5 separate regions of the Mus musculus genome follow, and regions 2, 3, 4 and 5 are each linked to region 1. A link is a loop called in an ENCODE intact Hi-C map of the cell type or tissue named here. Cell type or tissue: heart. All regions are shown on one strand. Region 1 holds the start of Gm32865 (predicted gene, 32865). Region 2 has its middle 42 kb from the start of Gm32461. Region 3 holds the start of Gm38477 (a long non-coding RNA gene). Region 4 has its middle 4.4 kb from the start of Adamts1. Region 5 has its middle 220 kb from the start of Gm32357.

Evidence for each region. Hi-C counts contacts between places; a loop is a spot of excess contacts. Peaks named below come from ENCODE experiments on the same cell type or tissue, not always from the same donor. Only the 100,000 strongest peaks of a DNase experiment are listed, where the experiment ranks them.
Region 2: a loop joins it to region 1, with 2.4 times the contacts of the local background. A loop is called at or near these places in 3 of 42 quality-filtered maps.
Region 3: it touches region 1 in a loop (14-fold over the local background); 3 of 42 quality-filtered maps call a loop at or near these places.
Region 4: a loop joins it to region 1, with 2.8 times the contacts of the local background. A loop is called at or near these places in 5 of 42 quality-filtered maps.
Region 5: a loop joins it to region 1, with 3 times the contacts of the local background. A loop is called at or near these places in 2 of 42 quality-filtered maps.

What each region holds. Positions count from the first base shown.
Region 1 is chr16:87,125,579-87,130,578 of GRCm38, reverse strand. Gm32865 (predicted gene, 32865) reads left to right here and starts at 2,140. Exons shown (of 2, transcript NR_153792.1): 1 at 2,140-2,355. In heart, no CTCF peak of the experiment used is centred here; a DNase peak (open chromatin) is centred at 2,188.
Region 2 is chr16:86,762,277-86,767,276 of GRCm38, reverse strand. No RefSeq gene overlaps it. Among named protein-coding and RNA genes, the nearest start is that of Gm32461, 42 kb to the left of the region's middle. In heart, no CTCF peak of the experiment used is centred here; no DNase peak of the experiment used is centred here.
Region 3 is chr16:87,047,121-87,052,120 of GRCm38, reverse strand. Gm38477 (a long non-coding RNA gene) reads left to right here and starts at 2,838. Exons shown (of 5, transcript XR_876202.2): 1 at 2,838-3,069. In heart, a CTCF peak has its summit at 2,463; no DNase peak of the experiment used is centred here.
Region 4 is chr16:85,805,038-85,810,037 of GRCm38, reverse strand. No RefSeq gene overlaps it. Among named protein-coding and RNA genes, the nearest start is that of Adamts1, 4.4 kb to the right of the region's middle. In heart, CTCF peaks have their summits at 2,189 (motif pointing left) and 2,794 (motif pointing left); a DNase peak (open chromatin) is centred at 2,217; H3K27ac peaks cover 683 bases.
Region 5 is chr16:86,452,163-86,457,162 of GRCm38, reverse strand. No RefSeq gene overlaps it. Among named protein-coding and RNA genes, the nearest start is that of Gm32357, 220 kb to the right of the region's middle. In heart, no CTCF peak of the experiment used is centred here; no DNase peak of the experiment used is centred here.

The DNA of each region.
Region 1 (5,000 bases):
CGGCTGAGATCCTAGAACCCACACACCTGGATCAGCTTTGATCCTTGAAATCAGGCTCAGTGCTCACCAGTGACTGGGCACCCAGAGGGCAGAAGGAGACCCTGGCAGGCCGTTCTGCAACATGGTAGGATAGGCTGTGGTATAATTCCATGTGGGGTTTCTGTGGAACCATGGGAACTGTAGTTCAGATCCCGACATCTACAGACCCAGGGGTTCCCTGCTTCTCTGCATTTTAACCCCAGCTGTATGGGGGACAGAGACTGGAGAATGGCTGGGGCTTATTGGTTTTCAGCCTACCTGAGAAAATGTCAGAGAAACCTTGTCTCAAAGGAAAGGGTGGATAGTAAAATGGAGTTCACCGATGCTACCTTCTGGCTTTCATATACAGCCCTGAATCTAACTGTCTGTCTGTCTGTCTCTCTCTCACACACCTACTAAATACTTAAATTAGAGTAAATCCAGGCAAAATATAAACTCCTACATTTTTTATACGTCCAAGGTCTCAGTTGACACATGAGCCCTGTTCTGTTGTGTAGCTCCGGATGAAAATCTTCAGAGCCTGGGATTGGATGTGAACCTGAAAGTCAGTAACAGCTAGGCCTCTATTGTCCCAAGGAGCGGGTGTTTATGTGGGAGTACCTACTTCCCCGTGAGGCGATGTGGATCAAAATTGTCCTTTGACGGATGAAGAGGGTAGACTCAGGCCTTCCACACAGTGTCACAGTGTGCTGTTAGCAAAGTCTGTGTTTGCTGCCTGTATTTCATACGAATTCTAATACTGTTGTCAATTCTTGGTAGTTAGAATGACTCCTAGACTTTACCCGATGAACTGAGTGTTTTGTTTGTTTTGATGAAGTAGCATTGAAACTCCACATAGAAACTAGAAAACTAAGAGAAAAACAGATTATTTTTTGACAGATGAGAACTTTGAGCCCCACAATCAACTAAGAGATGAGATTTTTAAAAAAAAAATCTTGTCTTTTTTTTTTTCATTTAACTAAAATATAATTCCTAGGAAAGGCTAATTGTCTCTCTCTTGGCAGTTGTGACTCCCTTTCAGTTCTTCATCAAGAGGTGAGGCCCCATGAGATTGCCACATCTATATTGGCATGCCAGCTGATGATGGGATTATCCAGGTCTTGTTGAGACAGCCATGTTGAGATTTCAAGGGCGCAGCTTCCTTGGCACCTGAGTAAATGACTCTTAAATACAGTATAAAACTCTGTGCTATTCTGTCTTGTTCTGCAAGTGCAAAACAACACATGTTTCTCTAAGACTTAACTAAATTTAAAGACTGATTTGCATAGAGCTTACATAGTACAGGCAGTTGATCAGCACAGAGTGCTACAGTGCTGTCCACCCCACACGCTGGCATGGCTACATTACAGACACCGAGTCCCAGCAACCCTCACAGCTAACTCCATGAGACAAGTGCTGTTCTGTGCTCATATTATACATGGATAAGCCAAGGCTTAGAGAGGTTCAGTAAATTACTTAGGGTCACACAACTAGTGTGTAGCAATAATGGGATTTCTTTGATACTCTTAATGTCTGGCTTTATGAAATCTATACACACTGCCTTTCAGTAAAAAAAATACAAGCATGCAAAGGTAGTTGATCTCTAGGAAGGCTACCTAGCCAGTGCATAAAAGATACTGGTAACTGATGGTCTGAAGGCAGAAACCCGGAGAACTTTTACTGAGTAGTTTCGGAGCTACTTAAACAAGGAAGGCTATTTCAGTTCGGTGTGCTGTGTGTGCATATCCTGACTCGCCCTTTCCTTAGGGAAAACAAGGAGCAAAATATACATAGAAATGAGCCTTTTGTTGCTTCGCCAAATTTGGCAAGGTTGGTGATCATGGCCTCCAAATAGAAGAGGAGAACTTCCCTGCCAGTAAATGAGCGCGCCTTTCAAAGTCAGATGAAAGGGTCCTCTGTGCGTACCTGACAGCCTGTTTCAGTAGGGAAGGGAGCTCTGTGAGAAAAAGAAACGCGACGTGTTAACGGAGTCAGATCTAACCATAGCCCGACCCTGTGTTTGAAAGTCTTAAAATAATCAATGAAATAAAGCGCCCTGAGTCAGAGGATATGACATCCTCATTTGCATGATTCAGAATGGCAGTGACGTCACAGGCAGCCAGTCCGCGGGGAGGAGTTCCTGAACATGGAAACGCTGAACAATTAACGGCCACAGGAGTTGGCACCAAATGAATTAATTGTCTTAGATAACTGAAGCCTGTCCCATTGGCCCCGCACAGGAAGCTGGTGGCTATCAGAACTTCACAGTAGGTTATTCCTGCTACCGCCCTCCTGTATTCTCTGGAGTGTGGGGCTGGCAGCAGGAAGTTCTGTGAGGTAAACGGAAATGCTGAATTTCTTTTAAAAAGAAACCATAACACTTTTATTTATCTATAGAGATTTTCATATGTGCATACAATGTATTTTGATCATATCCGCCCTTCCATTCATCCCCCGCAACTACTTCGATTCAAAACACCGCCCCCCCCCACACTCTAACCCCTTCCCAACTTCATGTCCACTATTTTTGAAGTATTCCACTGATCCAATTTGTGCTGCCCTCACATGCATGGATGTTGGGCTATTGACTGGAGTGTAGTCAACCTACCATGGGCCCCATCCCTGAAGAAAACAGACTTTAAGTTTCCTAGCAACTGTCAAGAGCGCCTCAGCTGGCTGTAGGAATTCACAAAGCTCTCCCATACTCCATGGTATGGTGGACAGTGAATCTGGTTGATCTTCAGGTCTTATGTGGGCAACCACAGCTGTGTGACTTCATGAGTACCATGGCCCTTTCAAAGACACTGCTTTTCAGTCCCTCTGGATTTCTAGCTTTTAGATCTTTCAGTTTCCTCTCCTGTCATGTTCCCTGAGCCTGTTTGGAGGCTATGATACAGATGTTCTGTTTATGACTGAGTTACTCCCTAGATACCTATTCTCTGAGCTTCAACCCGTTGTGAGCTCCTGTGTCAATTCAAGAAGCGTCCTTAATGAGATCTGAGAGCTGCACTCATCTGTGGGCAGCAGCTGCTTATTTCAGGGACAGTGTCCAGTCCTTAGAAAACTGCATCTGTCTTTTGAAGTTCTCACATAATTATCATATTGACCACAGTGAACTTTATAACTTGATTACAGAAGTCAGAGGATAAAGGCCTATACAGAACCCATGAACTTCATTGAGTGCGGAGGCTGATTATCTACCCTAGGAAGATGATCCAGTGGGAAGAGAGGCCCCTTGGTATTGCAAACTTTATGTGTCCCAGTACAGGGGAATGCCAGGGCCAAGAAGTGGGAGGAGGTGGGTAGGGGAGCAGGGCTGGGTGAGGTATAGGGAACTTTCGGGATAGCATTTGAAATGTATATAAAGAAAATATCTAATAAAAAATATTCTTTGCAAAAATTGATAAGTATTTAAGTATTTGAGGAGATGAATATGTTAATTAGTTCAATTTAATCATCCTTGATTCTATCGGTATATCAAAACATCACAGTGTACCCCATAAATGTGTGCTATCACAAAAAAAAGGGAGACATTTGAACTCTAAAAGTTATAGATCTGGTCCTGGCAATTACAGTCTAGAGACGATAAACAGCCTTTCATAATATATTTTAATCACATAGAATCTTGAAAACTAGGCTCAGCTAATGAAGTGACAACATTTTCACTGCTGAATATAAAATGCTCCAACATCCCATCAGTATTTTAAAAATTAAAACATTTTTTCATACATTTTATTTTAATCACATTCTTCCCCCACCCCCTACACAACTTCTTCCAGATCCTTCCTACCTCTCTACCCTCAAGGTATATTAGTTATACTCCAGGACACGCCCCGTGCCCAGGGACAGGCCAATACAAAATGAATTACATGTTTTTCTGGTCTGGTTTTGGTATTTTCTTTTTGTCTTACTGAATTAGTCTTTTTTAATACACAGGAATGTGCCCTGCTACCTGTGTAGACTCAGCCTTTGTCAGCCTACTGATACAGCAGCTCTCTTGATCAGACTCTACCTCATAAAACCTTAATGTGATTTAGAGAATAAACAGACCAAGGGAAGAGCTCTCTGTGCTTTGAATGTAAGCCTTTCTGTTGTAGTAGGATTTAAAAATCTCATCTGTGGATTGTCATTTGTAAGGGGTGTTCTTCAAAGATGAAGTATTCTTGAGCATCCTGGCTCCTGAGTGGATCTTTTTTGATGGTTGAAAGGGGTACTCCTAACCTGTAAAGAAACCCATCTGAAACCTGCCAGCACACAGACTCATACAAACTTCTCAAGCCACTAGGAGCAAAACTCCTCACACAGCGATGCCACTCTCCATAGCCCCATCTAATGTGTAAATACGTCATATTTGGGAATAGGTGATACCGTTGCCAAAATGCAGTGGATTACTAAACATGGGTCAAAGTGGCAGTCGTGCCAGGAGCCAGATGAATAGGAAGAAATGAGTACTCTGATTACATTTCCTTTTGTGGTGTTCTGACGATTGAAATCAAGTATCTTTATCAAGAGAAAACCTGTGAGGGCTACATCCACAGCCCACCCAGTTCCCCTGCGAGCTCCACTGCTCCTTCCTCTCCCGATTCATCGAGTAGACATCTGTTGCCAAAACATCACGTATTCTGGCTCACTGTTAACTACTGCCATTGGGAAAGCCCAAATGCACAGCGGATACTAGAAGAGTCAGAAGTAGGTATTCTGACATTTTCTAAATATAACTTTCTTCCTTGTAAGCCAGTGCTACAAGAACAAATTTGTTTAATTTCCATTGTGTTGTGAGGACAGTAGAAAGGTGTTGGTAACTCTGACATAACGGAGAATGAAAACATGCTCTGTTTTGGTTTTGGCCAGCACCAAAACAGCTTTCCACGGAACATAGCCCATCTTGGAGAGTTTGAAAAAAAAATATCATTTGTTGTTATTGGGAAAGGTTACCTAATGCACTTCTGCTTAAAAGAAGTTACTTTACTGAAGCTTAGGAT
Region 2 (5,000 bases), 360 kb after region 1:
AGCCTCCCAATCACAAAGACATTTTCCCCACTCTTGCACTCAGCCATTTACTACCCTTCCATTATCTGGCATACAAGCTCTTCAAATTGTCAATGTAATCCTGTCGTGCACCAGGCCTCTTCAGTGATTGTGACTCACAAGAAAATAGAAATAGAGAAACCTAGACAGTCTGTAGGTCACAGCCTGGATCATCATGCTTGGAACACCACGTTAGATAGGGTGGCAACAAAAATAAAAATGCATGATTCAGTCCTTTAAATACCTACTGTCTTTCACTTTCTGCTTAGTGCCATATTTGCTCACTATTATAAACTCTACAGAGTTCTGTGATGGGCTGCATCTAGTTCTCATGAGTGATCGAAGTGATGGAGACAATGATAGGCCTAGGATAAAGGATACTGAGACCTGAGCTGGTTGTAGATGAAGCTGTTGCTATCTCAGCTTTGCTGACTTAACAATCACTTGAGTTTTCTGACCTGTAATTAAAACATTATTCATGTTTTAATCTGTGCTCTCATGTCCTATGCAACAACCTGCTTTAGAAGGAGTAGTGAAAAGGTTCAGACCCAGTTCTTGGCCTGAAGAGCTAGTTTTGAATCTCTGCCGTTATTCCTTAGCTTCATGACCATCTCCTTACATTCACACTGGAGTTCCATGCTCCACTTTATTGCTGTTTAGATTTAGCCACATCGTATTTAAATCCAAAGGTCTAATGTAAATGTCATAAATTTGTTCTGGAGCATTTCATCACACCTACAGATCAACAGATATCTGAGCAGTGTTTTCTCTTCAGACTCAGGCTACCTACAGCCTTTCTCTAGCAGGTCACTGGCCAAGGCTTTTTTGCCTGCACCTGGGTACTGAGAACCTTTCTCTTATAATTCCACACCTTTGCCCTGTAGCTTAGCACTAATGCCAGCAGACAGCGATGAACCAAGAGCCCCAGGCTATGTGAAATGAGGACTACTCTGGATTAAATTGTTGTGCTCAAAAAATAAAGAATGAGTCAGAGCATGCCTAATTCCACAGGAAGGAGATTCGTCGCAGCAGAAAACATGTGGAGCTCATTTGGTCAGAAAGGAAATATTAACATCGAGAATTCCACATTGACTCCAACTCCTTCACATTTGTTGGATCCCTGACAGAGCCTTGTTGTGTTTCAGCATAAACATGGTAGGGACATTACAATAGGATGTTATGAAAATGTGAATCAAGAATGACTATCGTTACAGCAAACGCTTGTGCTTTATACATTGTTCCGAACTCCATCCTCGTAAGGAGCCTGTACTGATACAGGGCTCAGGGATTTTGAGAGATTTGAAACAAGAAGTGATTTTTACATAATGTTCTCTCATGTTCCATTCTGGCTGAATTCTGTAACATTCCTTTAAAAATAATGTACACTTGGAGTGAAGCAGACAAATACATTTCCTTCAATAATGTGGAAGTCAGCTGTAGTTGTTTTACATGAATAATTGATTTTTTTTTAGTGTCCTATTTACTGCTAACAATCTTTTTGTTATTCAGATATTGAAATTGCCTCAAAGCATTCATTTTAGGGAAGATTCTGCAATCACTTTGTACCCTTCCCTTTCCTACATTGCTGCCCTTTCTTGTGTGAAACTGATTTCTGTATCTGTAGACTTGCTCCCAAGCTCTCCATTGTCCCATCTCTTTCTCCATAGCCTTAGAGACAATGTAACCTTGTTTATCCACACCCTTTAGTCTTGTGTGTGTGTGTGTCTGTGTGTGTGTGTGTGCATATGCACGCATGTATCAATGATTTCCTGTGATGTTTGTATAGAAGGTCTTTACAAACAATTTGAAAGAGTACAAGAAGTCAAGGCATAAGAATGACTCTGATCGGGATCGTTGAATGCTAATCTACTTTATTTAGGAAGGAATACTTAAAGAGGTTGTATAATCTGCTAATTTTTTCAGAGTTATCAGCTCATCTGAAGCACCTAGCATTGTAAAAGATGAAAAACAGCACAGTTGACATCACTTGAGCTACTTTAATATCCTTTGACACTGATTTCATGTTAATTGAACATTTTACAAATACTTTTAAATGAACTATTTTATAAAGAAGAAATCAAAACATCCTAAGGGTTTATGAATTGATTGATGGGTAAAGATGATGTAGTACACAAAATAGTATGTAGCTGTAAAAACAAGCAGCTATATGTGACAAAATGGTTTGAATTAATGATTATGTTAACAACAATAATAACAACAACAGCAATAACATTACAAGTAGTTCATGATCTTAATTACATCTACAATCTGACACAGTTGCCTCCATAGCATTTGAGAGTAGAAAGGTGTTGCTGGAGACCTGGGCAAGTGTGGACTGGAAAGAGGTCAGGAGTTAGTGGGTCATCAGAATTTATTTATTTCTGATTGTATCTGTAGATTTGCTCCCGAACTATAAACACACTCACCCCTTAAACACTAAAGTCTGGACTCACTGTTTTGTTTGAAATTTCTGAAGTGTAAAATATAAAGATCTTAGAAAAGTATACTCCAATGGAATGATCTAATGACATATATGAGTTATATACATTTCATAGCTATCTATACATACTACACGCACATGTACTTATAAAAATGATTTTTAAAATCTTGTCATCCAAAATAATTAGTTGCATACCAACAAATTTCACAGCTGAAATCTGTTTCACTGTTCCCCAAATTCTCATTGTTTTAAAATTTCAGTTTTTCATGTTTATCAGGAACTCTATGGCAGCCCAGGCATGGTCCTAGCCCATGCTATTTCTTAAAGACTCCAGTGTCAGGTGAACTCTCCTGTTTGGTCAGAGCTGAAGATAAAGAATGCTGCGGTCATGAAATTCTTCAGAGCTGCACAGGAAGTCTATTCTATTTCTTTCATTTTAACTGGTAATCAGTAATTTTTTTTTCATTGTACTATTTCTCGTACTGTAGTTGAAAGAGCCTATAGGCAAATTTTAGGAATTCAAATATAGGGAATACAAGTAAAGTTAGCAAATATATTTTATGTCAGTTGTATATGAAGGACCATCAACATTCAAAGTTATGACTCATTCTAGGCAAATGGTGAAAATATTTAATCAATAACAAATTGGTTCGGGCTTAATGATTTTACAGATTAAAACATCACTGATCATATAAAATAGCAATTAGCATCTAGACAGAAGATGAAAATAATTTAAAATTATTAAAATGGAAGTTACTTGTTATAGGAATCGATTAGAATAAAGGAGTGAGGGTCCTTTGGAAATCAGCAGATAAAAAAGTTATCACCCACCTATAGACAAAACAACCAGAACAGGTGTTCTAGACACAGAGTTATAGTAGACTCATGGCTGGAAATTTCAGAGGTGAGCCTTAAGATGCAATTGGAGCTATGGAGTAAAACTACAATAGCATGAAGTAGAGGGGGCAGAGAGGCATGGTTTATCCCTTTTGTTGCCTGCCACAAATTGGTTCAAGTTAATCATTTAGGCCTCCACCTGTAATGGCAAGAGTTTGAGAAGATGTAACTTTATATAAAATGCAAACCCACAGAAGAACAAATACAGGTCTTAAGGATCTGAGGGGATCAAGTACACTCCCTCAACCCCTAATCATACCCACCAAAACTTCACAAGGTGGCTTTAGATAAATCATCGAATTACACTCACTCTGCCTTCTTACAGAGAAATAAAAATATCACATGCAATCTCTGGCTCAAGAATTTTAAGGAAAACATATGAAGTGGTATGAAAGGCAATCTATATGGTAAATCCAAGTATAAATACACATATTTACTACATTGCATGAAGTGGTAGGAAATGCCATCTACATAGTAAGTTCAAATATAAATATACATGTTTGCTACATTGCATGTACTAAAACCACAGTCGTTCTTTGTTTGGTAAACTTGTTTACACATAAATTTATATTTGTAAGTGGCATACATTTTTGAATAGTTATATTTAAAAACAAGCATAAGGTTAAATAAAATTGACAAGATATTCTCATTTGCTTACTAATACAAACCTGGGCCTAACATGAGGTTGAAACTCTTTTATATAAATCAGGCCTTCCTGACTAGTAGAATAAAAACCTTAATCATAAAGCTTATCAAATTGTCATCAATGGAAGAGTAAGTTTTTTTTCCTGACCTTTCTCTCTCAATTTGTTTTTATGTGTGGATATATAAATTGTAAGTATAAAATTCTCATCTCCCCCAAGTAAGCCCTTTGTTAGTGATAGGCTGTTTTTCAGTCACTCCATCCCCTGAACCACATGCAACCACTGATCCACTTCCTGTCTCTGTGGAATTCCTTATCTATGTGATATAAGTAAACTGTGTTGTATTAGTCAGGATTCTCTAGAGTTACAGAATTTATGGATAATCTCTATATAGTAAGGGAATTTGTTGATGACTTACAGTCTATAGTCCAACTCCCCAACAACGGACAGCAGCATCTGTGAATGGAAGTGCAAGGATCTAGCAGTTGCTCAGTCCTACAAGGCAAGCAGGCAAAGAAGAGTCTTCCTTCTTCCAATGTCCTTACATAGATCTCCAGCAGAAGGTGTGGCCCAGATTAAAGGTGTGTGCCAACCATGCTTTGTCCCATATGACCTTGAACTCAGAGATCTCCCTGTCTTAGTCTCCTGGGATTCTAAGCCACTATGCCTCAAGTTCTCCATGCTAAGAAAACACACACAGACACACACAGACACACACAGACACACACAGACACATAGACACAGATTAAGAAAACACACACACACACACACAGACACACACACACACAGACACAGACACACACACACACACACACACACACACACATATATATCCACATTTCCTGAATTACTTCCTTCATTTAACATAACATTTTCCAGGTTCAACCACATGATGTCATGAATCAGTCCATTAGTTCTTTTTATTGCTGAATAGTATTTCGTCACATGTGCACGTGTAGTTTTGTCTATTCATTCACTAGTTGATGAACATCTGTGATAAT
Region 3 (5,000 bases), 78 kb after region 1:
ATATATCAAAAGATGGCCTAATCGGCCATCACTGGAAAGAGAGGCCCATTGGACTTGCAAACTTTATATGCCCCAGTACAGGGGAACACCAGGGCCAAAAAGGGGGAGTGGGTGGGCAGGGGAGTGGGGGTGGGTGGATATGGGGGACTTTTGGTATAGCATTCGAAATGTAAATGAGCTAAATACCTAATAAAAATGGAAAAAAAAACAGGCTCTGGGTGCTGTATACAGATAATAATAATAACTGTGAAAGGGGAGGTGATGGATTCCAAAGGGAATGGTGGTAGTGGTGGTGGGTGGGGGTAATGGGAAGAGTGTGATGGGAGAAGGGGAAGCAGAAATGGTATAGATACAGTACCCATGTGTGAAGTTATAAACAAATAAGAATAAAAATGTTTCTGTGAAAGGTACGTTTTCCAAACACAGTAGGAAAATGTTGGAATTATTTTATACCTTTCAAATCTTAGCAGTGTCTAACTTAATGAAAAATAAGTTCTCTTGTCTATTTTTTGTGGATTTATTACAATATGTTGTTTGGTTCAAACATGAAAGGTAATTCTGGTTTTATGAAGTTGCTTAAATGGAAAAATGTGGAAATCATAGAGACATTCTGAAAAGGTCCTAGAGACTCCTAGGATCTTTGTTTGCAGAATAAATATTTAGTGAAAGAACTTAGAATGGAAAATATACTATATATTTATATCTATATATTTCCATCTCTATCTATCTATCTATATATTTCCATCTATCTATCTATCTATCTATCTATCTATCTATCTATCTATCTATCTATCTATCTATCTATCTATCTATGATTGAAATGGGCTAGTCACTGAATTTTTTTTTAAAAAAATTCCTTTACTTTATTAATTTGTTGTTGTACACAAAGCCACTAAGATTTTTTGGGTCAGTGTCCTGGATCACCTTGCCACCATGTCCAAAATGAAACAAATGACAGACTTCAGTGATGGGAAAAATTTCCAAAGGATCTGGTCAAATGTTTCAGCAGAATTTATAAATCCATATGCAGTGCCATTTACCTAGCTTTAGTCAAATGACATTTCCTCCACATTTAAAAACAAAAAACCAAAATCCCAAGACTTTTGTATACGTGGCTCTCCCTCAAAACTGGCTCTTACTCCCTGGTGACCTCAAAACTGGCTCTTACTCCCTGGTGACCTGGGCAAGAATTTCTCAGAAATCAGAAGCTGGGTGGGGAGTGGCACTTCCTAAGGCTTGGAATAGAAAAGAAGCCTTGACTTCTAACAGATTCATTTAAAAAGGAATGAATTGAAGTTGTTCTTGCCAAAAGGTGCACAAAGTTCATTAGAATTTCTTAATTAAGAAACACAAGTGGTGAAGGGGGTGAATGTTAGGCCTGGTTTTAAAGCTTTGAGTCACACACACGACTCTAGTGAGAATTTGAGATGCAGTAAAGCCCTCCCTGATGCTTACATGATGTAGAGGTAAGTGATTTTTAAAATGCCAGCATGTGATAATTTAATTATGAGTATATAGAATGTTTTTGAAAAGAAGAACGTTGACAAGGGAAGACAATCACACGGTGCCTTCTCCAAGTTCTGCTACCATTACCAACTGGTCTTTTTTTGCATTTATCTTTTAACATTGCTAATAAAAAGGCAGTTTACAAGAATTCACAATTTTTTTTAACTTGGATACATGCTATTTTTCATTGTAGTGAACTATAGAAACAGATTTTATTTTTAATTTAACAAAGATACAGTATCATTTTTGAGAAGGAGCTTATCCTGTGCATATAAACAATGACTTTAAAGATTGTTACAAGTGACTTGTATGGGACAAAGGGGAACAGATGTCCAGGATCCTTAGATCCTCCAAGGAAACTATGTCCCCATTTCCTTCCTACTCCCATTCTGAGGGATGTGAAGTGGTCTGTGCTGTTCCCCTGGGAGAATAATTCTGTCATTTCCATTAGGAAGATGATTTATTGAGGATACTTCCTTTATTTTCAGAATTGGATCCAAAAAAAAAAAAAAAAAAAAGAAAAAGCATGGCAACGTGATTGCGTGCTTCCTTTGCAAAACCCTTCTGTGTTAATGTAGCAATTTATCTTTAAACGGAGTCACAGACACTTCCCGATCCCTGCTGTAACCTTATCTGGTACCACACAGCAGTAACTACTGAGCACTGGTGGTCTGCCGGGGTTTGAGAAAGAGGCGCAGGGAATACAGCTCCCCAGTTTCTTAGTAGACATTATTTAGCCTGTAATAGATCCACCCTAGGGCCATCTCTGAGTAGCCGGATGCTGAGGTTTGATACTGCAGATCCAGTCTTTAAAAGTGAATTTGACTGCAGCTGGAAAATAATTTTTTTAAGAAGGCATATGGCAAAGCGTTTTGTTTCCACGTACCAGAAATTTTGCAAACCTCCTTTAGTCCTCATTGAACTTCAGGGAGCTTTTAACAGTTCAGTGTGTCTTTTAAACACCACGTGCCTGCATCCCGACAGGGGGCAGTTTCCTCAAACCTACAGCAGGCCATCGCACGGCCCTTTATTCAGAGGTTATTCACACCTTGTCCTTAAGAAAAGTAGATTTGTAGTCAGCATCCTGATTACGGAGCGGCTTGGGTTGTGCTAAAACATGGACACTTCCTTCAAAAAGCAAAAGTGTGGTGTTGGAGGAAGGAGCACCACTGAGCGGAAAGGGGTTCGGGTTCTGGTCTTGGACTCGTCCCAAAGCGGCCACGTGATGTTAAGCTACTACTAGCTCAGAGGTGAATTTCCAGTAAGGCATTATAGACAGCACGCTCTAAAGATTTTAGACATAGTAAACATTCCATAGACCGCCTCTGTTACCCGGATGAAAACGTTGTATGACAGATCCGAAGTTAAAGTAGCTATGGTTTGGTGTTGGCACACCATGAGGAGTTTAACTGATGCATGTACGCTGCAGGTTCTCACCACTCCATGAGAGATGGGATGAACACCGTTTCATTTTAGGAAATTTCAGCCACTGCATGGCCTTTAGCACTGAAAACGACTGAATTCTCAACCCACGTTGGCTTCTTTTCAGCTATCTGACTTCAAGTAAGTTACTTCAGTCCTCTGGTCCTCAATTTTCTCATTTGCGAAATTAAGAAGATCAACGTTTCCTCTAACGTGGACTCATGATTGAGTTTGGGGAAAGAGTAAAGTTAAAACAGCGGTCTGGGTTTGCCCTGCCTCCTCTCTGTCGCTTTCCACCGAATTAGTCACATGGATTGGTTGAGGACCTCCAATCTGGCAAAGTGTTGTCTGTGGTAGGGAACTGTAGTACAGTTAGTGCCCGGTCAGCCTGTCACTGACCAGTAGGAATAAATATCAGCTGTACCCACGCCAGATTCTGGAGGGGTATAGAGAGTTTGGGCATCAAGTCTGTGGGTGTTCATTTGTAGATTCAGAACTATGGCAATGTTTTCATAATGACTTGGCTCTAGGTACCTGTATAAGCTCATTACTGAGCCTTCTCAAGTGGTCTCTCAAAGTACCATAGGGAAATAATAGCTGGGACAATCCTTGGAACATTATCGCGTCTGGTTCATAGAGTTTTGGAGGATCAAGTCCAGTGTGTTGTGCATGTTAGGCAAGCAGCACTCTACCAATTAGTCCGCACCCTACATCAAGAAATGCTGGCTGGCTTGCTTGCCTCCTTTCTTTCTTTCTTTCTTTCTTTCTTTCTTTCTTTCTTTCTTTCTTTCTTTCTTTCTTTCTTTCTTTCTTTCTTTCTTTCTTTCTTTCTCTCTCTCTCTCTCTCTCTCTCTCTCTCTCTTTCTTTCTTCTCTCTCTCTCTCTCTCTCTCTTTCTTTCTCTCTCTCCCTAATGCTGCCCTCCTCCTAGTCCTCCCCTCACAGAGTCCTTCCCCCACACTGCCTTTGCCTCTGAGAGGGTGCAGCCCTTCTGGGTATCACCCTACTGGTGCATCAAGCCTCTGCAACAGTAGGTTCATCCTTTCCCACTGAGGCAGGACAAGGAACCCTCTGTTACATATGTACTTGGGGCCCCAGTCCAGCCTGTGAATGCTCTTTGATTGGTGGCTCAGTCTCTGAGAGCCCCCAGGGCTCAGGTTAGTTGACACTGTTGTCTTCCTGTGGGGTTTTCATTCCTTTCAGGGCCTACAACCCTTCCCCCAGCTCATCCCAACTCTTCCATAAGGGCCCAGGACCTATATTCAATGTTTGGCTGTACGTCTCTGCATCTGTTTCAGTAAGCTGCTGGGTAAAGCCTCTCAGAGTATAGCCATGCTAGGCTCCTGTCTGTAAGTATAATAGAGTATCATTAATAGTGTCGTGGATTGGTGCTTGCTGCTCAAGGGATGGGCAGAAGTGACTTTCAAAAAATGAAGGAAAGAAACAGGAAGTAAAAGAAGGAGGAGGAGGAGAAGAAGAGAAGAAGGAGAAGGAGGAGGAAGAGAAGGAAGAAGAAGAAGAAGAAGAAGAAGAAGAAGAAGAAGAAGAAGAAGAAGAAGAAGAAGAAGAAGAAGAAGAAGAAGAAGAAGAAGAAGGGGCTTTCCTTCCATCCCTTCTTTTCTTCCTCTATTCCTTCTTTTCTTCAGACAGTCCTCAATAAGTGATGCTTAAAACATAGCTTCTTCAACATATCTTGGGAAGGGGATTTTATTATGGAACATACAGTAAAGCAAAATACATCTTGAAAAATATTGAGCTGCATGGTCTGAAGTTCTCACCAACTCTAAAATTCTAGAAGTAGTTAAATACTCTCAATTTTCTTGTTTGCAATATTTTCCAACTTCGTTCTAGTAAAAATCAGACTCACTGGTTTCTTTCAAGTGTCAAAACTTGGAAATTGTCATTAAAGGTTTCATTTTAAAGTAAAGGATATTAAATTGACAATGAATTTAAAAAGAAACCATAATTCAATGTGTTTTGTAGGAGTTCAAAGATTCTTTTAAATAATATGTGTATAACTTTATTTTTATTGTGTTCTGGTTGGGTTCAAGCATTTTTCCTTCTTCTTCTCTT
Region 4 (5,000 bases), 1.3 Mb after region 1:
CAAACGGTAGGATTCTTCTCAACAGCCTTTATTGCAGGAACGCCTCGATGCTGCTACAGGGACCTTGGGCATCCTGGCAGGTCTGCTTATACACTCTCAGCCCCCATCCACTCACAGCAGGCCACACCACCTCACCAGGCACGCAGCTTCAGCCAATCAGGGCGGCAGGGGCATGTCTCCACCAAATATGGACTTGTTTACACCGCCAGCATCATGGTGCACCTGTGCAGCTCTCACGATGGTCGTGGCTATTTTCAGGTGTATGAGGAAGTCAGGTGCAAGTCATAAGACTTAGCTGCAGTCCCGGGCGCCATCTTGGGACTGCTGCCACACCCGCTCCTCACAAAAAAATCTTACTGACAAATGCCCAACAGTGGATAGATGGAACTCCAGAGTCCACCTCCAGTAGAAAGAAAGACTAGGTTACTAACCTACAGTTAAATTTTCTGATCCAGAATTGTTCCTGTTTAAAAAAAAAAAAAACTGCAGAAACAAAAATGGACAAGAGACTGAAGGAAAGGCCATTCAATGACCAGCCCAACTTGGGATCCATCTCAAGGGAAGGCTCCAAGGCCTGACACTGTTAGTGATGCTATGATGTACTTACAGACAGGAGCCTAGCATGGCTGTCCTCTGAGAGGCCCTACCAGCACACATTAACGTCACCTACCTATTTACAATTGTATACCCTTTTTAAAAGTAGTTTTCATTGTAAGTGTGTACATATGTTTATGTGAATGTAGTGTGCATGCACGTGTGTGTGAGTGTGTGTGTGTGTGTGTGTGTGTTTGCATATATGTGTGCCTTGTTGCTTGTTGCTATGTGCTTGATGGAGACCATGGGATGATGTTAGGCTTCCCAAATTCCTTCCTCACATTATCCTCTTGAGAAAGTGTTTCTTCACTAAATCTGGAGATGGGAAGTGACCAGCAAGCCCCAGCATCCCTTCACTCTCTACCTCCAAAGGCTGAGGTTACGGCTATTTGACTACGTGCAGTTTTCTCCATGAGCTCTGAATTATCTCCATTCTTCTGATCTTTTCAGGCTAAATGTGTGACGTGAAAATAAAGCTAAATGCTTGATACAACAAAATGCATAGGCTGAGACATCACACTGCATCCTCAAAACACGCACAATCATTATGTGTCAAGTAGATGCAATATTTAAAAAATGGGCTTTTTTCTCTGGGCACTATTCCTTGAGATGGTATATGGCATCAAGAGAAATGCTTAGTCAGAATGAAGTCACTACAGTCTGAGGACTCCCAACTGTGTTCTTAGCTCCTTCTTTACTGCATTCAATATCTAATGTTTCCCACATTAGCAGCCTCTCCTGTTGATTACCTTCAATCTGTTACCTTCAGTCTTTGCAAGGTTTGCCATCGTCGATTTTTTCATACAAGGAGTCTGGGGCCCAGTGACAGTCCTAGATCTCTTAAGGTCATAAAGTAAGGAGGTGACAAATTCAGAACATCAGAATTCAAACTCAGATTTATCTCAATCTCCAATCCGGTCGGCAACAAGGGCAGAGAACAGACTCATCCCTATACGTGGACATGGCTCTGTTAATCTTTCCAGACGTGAGCATATGCATCCCCTGATCTGTGTATGTTTGGAAAATGCTGTGGGAGGGGAAGACTGGGAAACAGCATAGGACTTTGCAGACAGCTGAGTGTCAGGGACTCAGAGAAGTCTCCATTTCTCAGCCCTGATGCATTGTCATGGGCCATCTCAGTTCTAAATTTAACTACCAGTTGTCAGTAGGAAGGAGTACTGGCAAATCACAAGTCGTCGTCCGGTACAGGGCCTTACAGGTTTACAGTAAAGTCAGGAGCAAATCTCACTCCCAACACTTTTGGAAACCTGGCTCTCATCTTCTGGCTGTAATAGAAGCTGGGGGATACCTCCGATCTCTGCCTACTCATCAACAAACTGCATGCTTGTTGGTGGTAGTTCAAACGTCCTTCTTCAAAGTCGTGCGTGCCTCCTGATGACTAAGATAATATGCTTTTAACTCCAGTATTCATTAAACTCATGAAATTGTGCTACTATACTTTACCTTAAGCAATAACACATCTTCAAAATATGGCTTTTAAATCACATTGTATTGGGAAGTCACTTACATTTGGGATGATCACACACTGAAGAAGAAAAAAAAAAACTGTCTGGCTAAATCTATTTTAAAATTTGTCTTTTGTTGCCCCCTGGTGGTTGAACATTTTCCTCACCCTGCCCCGCCCCCACTCCACTACCAAACTTTTTTTTTTCCCTCATCCTTTTTAACTTTTTGTTGTGGCCAAGGGAAATACCTTAAACCTGGAAAAGCAATTAAAGCCAGTTCCAAGTGTCAAGTAGCAATTCACACACACGCACACACACACACACACACACACACACACACACACACCAAAACAAAAACCATGCATAGCAAATGAATCAATGATGCTGTAATTCTCTCAATAGATTGCACGTCTGTGATTTCTTTCTCCATTTGAGTTGCACTGAGCTCTCAACTGTGACAAATAAAAGCAGCCAAAGATAATTCTCGTTTTTAAAATATCCTAATAGTATTTGGATTAAGCTAACAAAATCACATGCTTAAAAATTAGCTGCGGGCTTGAAAATGTGTAAATACAAGTAATATTGAAATATTTAAAAATTGGTTTACAGATTCCTTAAAATGGTAAGAGAAATCTGTTACATATCGTTGGAAAGACATAAAACTTTTGCAAATTCCTAGTTTAACTGGAAAAGAAAACCAAATACCATTTGTTGTAGACTATCGCCACCTTGTGGGCTAAGCAAGAGGTACTGAAGCTGGTGACCCTTTTAAGGTGGAATTTTTTTTCTAATATAAAATTCCTTTTTCTAATAAAATAAAATTAATAATTGTAAAAAGAACATAAGTCACAAGTCTGATAATATATTTACTTACCAAAGATTTATATTAAAATACCAAGAGATATTTTATTAAAAATTATGACTGTGGTAGTTTATTTCTGAGATCCCCAGTTTCATACTGAATCATCTTGAACAAGTTAATGAGCCACTTTAAGGCTCCCCTCTGCTATATTTTTCAGGAAAATAAATTAGAAAGATTATACTTCTCTCAGATCTTCCAGTGTACAAATTTGGGGTTGGTAGATACCCTATGTCCAAATGGAATTAATAATTTTTCAGACTTTGATGTTTATTAAACTCACAACCTGCTTAAAATGGATGTTTTCTTTCTGAAATCTCCATTTAGATAAAAAATATTCATTGCTCCAGCGTTGACATTTGTTCCTATGTACTCCAAAGGGAGACTAACGCCAGACGGCTTTTGCATTTCTAATTGGCAGAGCATGTAGTAGGAGTTACAAATCAAAAGCCTTCCATGCTTATGAAATGTGCTCATTAGCTGTTACTGTAGGTGATATTTACACTCAAAGAATCCTAATAGCGCCTCCATATTACCAGACTTCCTCACCTCCATGGCTGCCTGGAGAGTGCTCTCTTTGATAAAGACTTCACGAGAATTATTCTGTGTCTTTAACCTGTGGATCCTTGAGACACGCAAACATGGAAGAAACTCATTGACGTTCACAGTTGATACCCACTTCTTTTACTTCAAACTCTACTTTTTTTTTTTCCCTCCCTTGGGGACTCAGTGTGTAAAAAAAAAAAAAAAAAAAAAAAAAAAAAAACAAGTCTTCTTTTATAAGCTTGAATTTTGTATTTTGAGATGAATGAGTTCAGGTCATCTCAGTAAGTTCCCAAATAAATAACTTCTTGAAGTCTTCCTCTTAAGACGCGTTAAGCTGGTGTTTCTGCAAGCTCATCTATGAAGAAATACACTCTATAGGAAGAAAACCAGAAGTACAAGGGACAGATGTTAGCAGAGCATAGGGATTTCGAGTTGCCGACACAAATCCAGGAGCAAGGGTTTTATAAGTGTAACACTATGCAAGTTACTACAACAACCCAGTGTTTCACCATTGTCTCTCTGGTCAGTAAATGGAACCCCTAAGATCTTGCTTTTTCATTCAGATATTTTCTTTCAATTTACATTTTGCTTATACAGATGGGTATGTGTTATAGGCTTGTGTGCCAAACACACAATGCTGATCTTAATTGTTTTAAAAGTGGATTAGAGACTCTTCTGAATGTGCACTATTTTTTTTTCAGTTTAGTAATTGGCAACTCCAATACTCATGTCTCTGTTGAAGCGATTAAAAAAGAATCATTTCCCAGAACTACAGGTGCACAACAGATTGGAGCCATTATGCAAAAGAACAGAAATCTGGAGAGAAACCCAGAGAATATAAAAGCCATGTTCCTGGCAACCCTTTCCCCTTTAACTCAGTGCCTTTTTTTTTCCAGCTCTATTTGGATACAGAACATGAAATATGAAAAAATTATAATGGATTTGAAGTAACCCATTTGAGATTCGAAATGTACTCCCAAATGAAAATCTCTTTCAATAAGAGCACACGAGAGGCAGAAATGGGCTCACAGCCAAGCTTGCAACTTTAAAAGGTAAAGTCGCCTGCCATGGGAGAGTGGAGAGACTGAAATATACTACACTTTGATTTGAAAATTACATATGTTTCTGGTGGTCCTGCAACTCTTCCTTCCTGCCTCAATTGAAGGAGATCACACATACATTATGGATCTAGTAAGACTTTCATCCCTTGTCCACCTCAAGCATCTTTCATCTCCCTTGCCCACCGGCTTTTATGTTCTACATTCTAAGCAAGGAAGTAAAGGCACGGGTGAATCTGCCCTTGTTTGTATTTGTTCTCACAAGTATCTAACCTTGCTGGTTAGCAAGTGAGAGAGAACAGAGGGGAAAGGAAGCCACACAAACAGGAAAGATTAAAAAAAAAAAAAAAAGTCAGGCAGCATAACAGAAAATGGAAATGCTTCTCAAATAAAGTGGGTCGACCGACCAGGAATGTGGGCTTCGGGAAAGCCCACTTGTGAATCAGGTTCTTAAACAAAAAAGAAAGAGGCCGGACA
Region 5 (5,000 bases), 670 kb after region 1:
TGAAGGAGAAAAAAATCATCTAACGCATGCTCATTTACTCAAGTCATTTCTCCTTTCCCCGTATCCTCCCCTCTCTGCCGTGGGTTTCTTCCTCTGTCTGTCAAGAAGTTGCATGCCTCTCTGCACTGAAAACAGTAGTTGCATGAATGTATTTCCCTTCTCCTGCGAAGGCTATCTGGAATCAACTGGAAAGTGAATAGATTGAAAAATGTGTCATAGAACACGAATTCATTTCGCTGCACTGGAAATCTCACAGGAGAGTGCACATCAGTGCTGCAGTGGTGTGCAGTGCTGCAGTGGTGTGCAAGGGTATTGTGTTCCCTTTGTCACACCCTGGAAGGAAATGGGCAGTGCAAGCAGCTTTTGATGGCTAATAAATCATTAGTTGAGGGATGAATGGACACAGAATCCAGGCAGCAGTTTTTAAATGGTTCTTTTTTAGGAGCATACAGGGGACAGTTAAGAGTCTGTGACAAAATCTGTCTGGGAATCCTGAAATTCTGCAAGCTTCTGCTCTGACATAGTGAAATCTCACGAAAAAGAAGAATATAACTACTTTTACTCCTGATGGGTCTAATGTTCAAGCACATGGAGGGATACTAGGGCAAGGCATCTTCCAGCATGTATTCTTCCCCAGAGCTTGACTCAGTGATCATTATGTGATGATACTTTAGAAAGAGTGTCTAATGTCCTTCATGCCAAAACAAAAACAAAAAAAACAACCCCCCCAAAAAAAACAGTTTCTAAAAACACTCACCCTCCCTTGGTATTGCCTTCTTTTCATAATGACTTTTTATTTTTTCAGAGTATTTCCTATTATTTATTCACTTCTTTTGAAGTTATTTTGCTAAATACATTCTCCCTTCCCCTCTGACTTTGTTTTCCATCTATGGCATCACAGCACTAAAATACAAGAGTGGCCTCTCCTCAACCTGGTAGTCTTAAAACTGCTTCAAGATCAATAGATGCTGTTGAATGGTTCTTCCTTATGGATGTCACTGGGTTATTTCTTTATTTGCTCGCTCACTTTCTTCCTTCCTTTCTTCCTTCCTTCCTTCCTTCCTTCCTCCCTCCCTCTCTCTCTCTCCTTCCCTCCTTCCTTCCTTCCTTCCTTCCTTCCTTCCTTCCTTCCTTCCTTTCTCTCTTTCTGTCTTTCCTCTCTCCCTCCCTCCCTCCCTCCCTCCCTCCCTCCCTCCCCCTTTCTCTCTCTCTCTCTTTCTTTCTTTCTTTCTTTCTTTCTTTCTTTCTTTCTTTCTTTCTTTCTTTCTTTCTTTCTTTCTTTCTTTCTTCCTGCTCTACAATATGTCATGGGTTCATTCTTGATCTGTCAAAGCGTTGACTAGTCCTACACTCATCTCTTTGTCTAGTCTTATACTCATCCCAACAGGCACACACAGAGACATGCACTACATCTGTTTTCAAGAGTTTATGTATGCTCCTTGGCATTCGATCTCAAAGAATTCTGGATTTATGTTTCTAACAACCTATGTGATATTTCAGTAAAATTCTCTCTATTATCTTGAGTTTAATAAAATAAAATTAGACAACTTTTACTTTAGCTTCAAATAACTCTCCTTTACAGACTTAACCATTTCTGATGATTATCACCACTCTTATTTTCACATTTTGTTGACTTCTCTTCTACCAATTACATGCCTGTAGTCCATATTTTAAAGTTATGTCTTTTTGTAATGTGCCCGGGAAACACAGTTAAACATTGAGTCTCAAATTATAATTAATATGCTATTTGTGTTATTGTTATTTCATTGATATAACTAAATAATTCCTTACTACCTAAAATGAAGACAAGATGAGCTTTTTCTGAAATGCTTCTGTTCTCACATTTAACGTTCTCTCAATTTCAGGCCATGCTTACTGGGCATTTGGATTCACTTTAAGTATCCCAATATGTTCTTTCTTACACACATACTAAGCTTATCTTTAGAGAGAAAGCTAATAAGAAATATGCTGCAATTCCCTCTATGAGAAAGGTCACGATGAACACTTAGAGCCAGAAGGAAGCATGAAGCATCACAGGTAATTGATTTAATTTTAGCTGAATGAAACTATAAATAACTTTTGAATTTTGTTCTAATTTGGGAAAGGAAATGAGCTAGACTACAAAGATAAAGATGAATTCACGAAAATTCAGGAAATGACACAGAGCTAAGCTTCCATTCTTATTGTTGTTTGGAACAGTGTGTCCTTTCCTACTTGAGTCTGTATCATTTTCCAAGGAGTAAAAGGAATTGACAATGGAGCATAGTCTATATGAAGAATTTCATGAACATCTGTTCACTCTCGGTTCTAAATCAGGTTTTAAATGTGAGTTATTATTGTCAAATTATTCCATTACAATTAGAAGCACTATCTGCTCATTCTAGCTGTGCCAAGTACCTTTTGTGAGGTCTCACTTGCAGACTACTTTAAAAACTACGTACCCACCTGGAACTTGATTGCCTTGTGCTTAGAAAGTCCTTAGGGATGCATAGCTCTAATTACTTAGATTATTATTTATAATTAGCAAGGGTATGCATTCCTTTCTAATTATTTCTCTCAATAGAACAATTATGCTTTAAATGCAGATGCTTAACTTTTAATATTTATTATTGTAACTGTACAGCTGAAAATATTTCTATGAAATAACTTTACCATATGGAAGAATCTTTTCTGTATCACATTCTTTAATTCAACATGATCTAATTTTCAAGAATAACAATCTGGTCCTTAAAATAGCATGGTGCCAGAGAGACAATTTTGCAGGAATTAACTCAAAAAATAACCTCTGTGTCTTTTCTTCCTGGCCTTCCTTTTGAACCTTGTCCTGTCCTGAATTTTTCCTGTAGGAAATTATAAAAATAACTCTGATCCTAATGAGAACACAAGTATCCAGAGCAGTTTTCAGAAATTATCAGCCCCTGAGTCATACTTATGTGACAGAGCTCTATTGTGTGTGCCATCTCACATTCTGCAAGTGTTTGACCAGTTTCCAAGAAAGGCCAAATCAAAGGAAAATTTTAAACTGGAGGCAGCCTTTGCTTTCTTAAAGAAGATGGCATGGTAGCTGGTAGTATGTGCATCATATATTATACAGTTGCTTGTTAATAACTATAAATAATGCTAAACATTCACAATAATGAATTCAGAAAGGTGAGATTATGATAAAGTGTAGTCGTGAGACAGTTTCACACTGTAAAGCAAACAAGAGAAGTTAAGTTTTCTGTTGATTCCATGTTATATCTAAAGTCTTAAATGTATTTCCATTTAAAAGGAAATGAAAAACTCTTGAGAAGTATCTTTTATTATTATATTTTGCGTGTATGTTTTAGTAAATGTGATACGGAAATAAGTCCACAATGCAGAAAATAACAATTCTATTTTACATTTATGATGGAGAAATGAGGGAGAACTATAAAGTGTTTATAAGGACATAATCTATAACCATATAACTATAATTGTAGATTGGATTGGTAACACATGCTTTAATCTCAGCAGTTAGGAAGCAGATGGAAGAGAATGTGCAACTTCAAGGCCATCTCCATATAAGTAGCTCGTTCCAGGACAACCAGTGCTACAAAAAGACACTGTCTCAAAATAATTTAAAAGAGAAGAAGGAATAAAAAGAGAAAAAGAAAAGGAGAAAGGAACAGTAAAATATATGGAAAAGAAAGAAGCAAAGAAAAATAGAAAGAAACTTTATACAAGGACAATTGCTATAATAATAGTCTAGATTATTGGTGCAACTTCAAAATATATGAATTCCAAAATGGCAAAATCACTGCAATAGGGCTGGTTGTCATCTACCTTTGTAAAGTTACTTTAATGTGGGAATTTTAATGAGTGAATTTAAATAGTGCTTTGCTTTTTAATGTTTTTGTAAATTTTACTTATGTTTTGATATTTTTTTAAGATTGAGACATATTACTGTTTATTATGTGTCTGCCTCTCTGTGGGCACCTGCTCCTGAGTTCTTATACTCACAGAGGACAGATGGCCAGGTACTCCCTGGTGTTGAAGTTATAGCAGTTGTGAGCTGTCTGATGTGGGCACTGTAGTTGGAACTTATGTTTTCTCCAAAAGCAATAGCTGATGAGCCTTCTCTACATTTCTCTTATCCGTATTTCTTACCATGGACTGGCATTTATTGTAGAAATCAATTTTAACTATATACACAGATTTAGGATAAAGGATAAGGAAGGTATATTGCTTATTCATTTATACACAAAGTGTCAACATACTATCATCATGTCTGTCCTCAGTTCTACCTTGATAAACTCTTTAATGGATTTTGATGTTCAATATTCTTTTAAAGCAGTGCCTTGGAGCTCACCCCACTCTATATATGGTCTACTCTCTGAACTACTCTTTAACACCTATGTAAAATGTGACACTCGGTGCAGATTTCTATTTTTACCACTGATGTGCTGGCATGTAACTCATAGGATATTGTTGAGATTTAATCTGATGGCCAGGAAGTGGGAGTGGGTGGGTTGGTGAGCAGGGGGGGGGGGAGAGGGGAGAGGAGTTTTTCAGAGGGGAAACTAGGAAAGGGAATAATATTTGAAATGTAAATAAAGAAAATATCTAATAAAAAACAAAAACAAAAAAGGGATAATCAAGGAAATTGAGATCACTAATATTGGACTCTCGATAAAACAAAATAGGAGTTGTATAATCTGCTTGTTGACTTGGTTTGTCAAGGGACATGGGCTGATCATGCGTGTGATGATTGCACTTTTTATTACACTAGTGTGGGGCTGTTTTGCTTTACCCCTTGGTCTTGTTGAAGTTGAGTCCCCTTCACTTCTGTTGGCACATTATAGAAAAATTTTATATGTTTTTTTAGACCACAAACATAATAGTAGGTGAGTTTGCATTCCTTTCTTTGTGCTTTAATTCTGTAAATCTTGACCTCTGCTTCACAAAGAGGAATGGCTTCTATGTCATCTCTCTGTCTGGTTTTGCCTGCTTACCATGGTCTCATGTCCCATCTATGAATC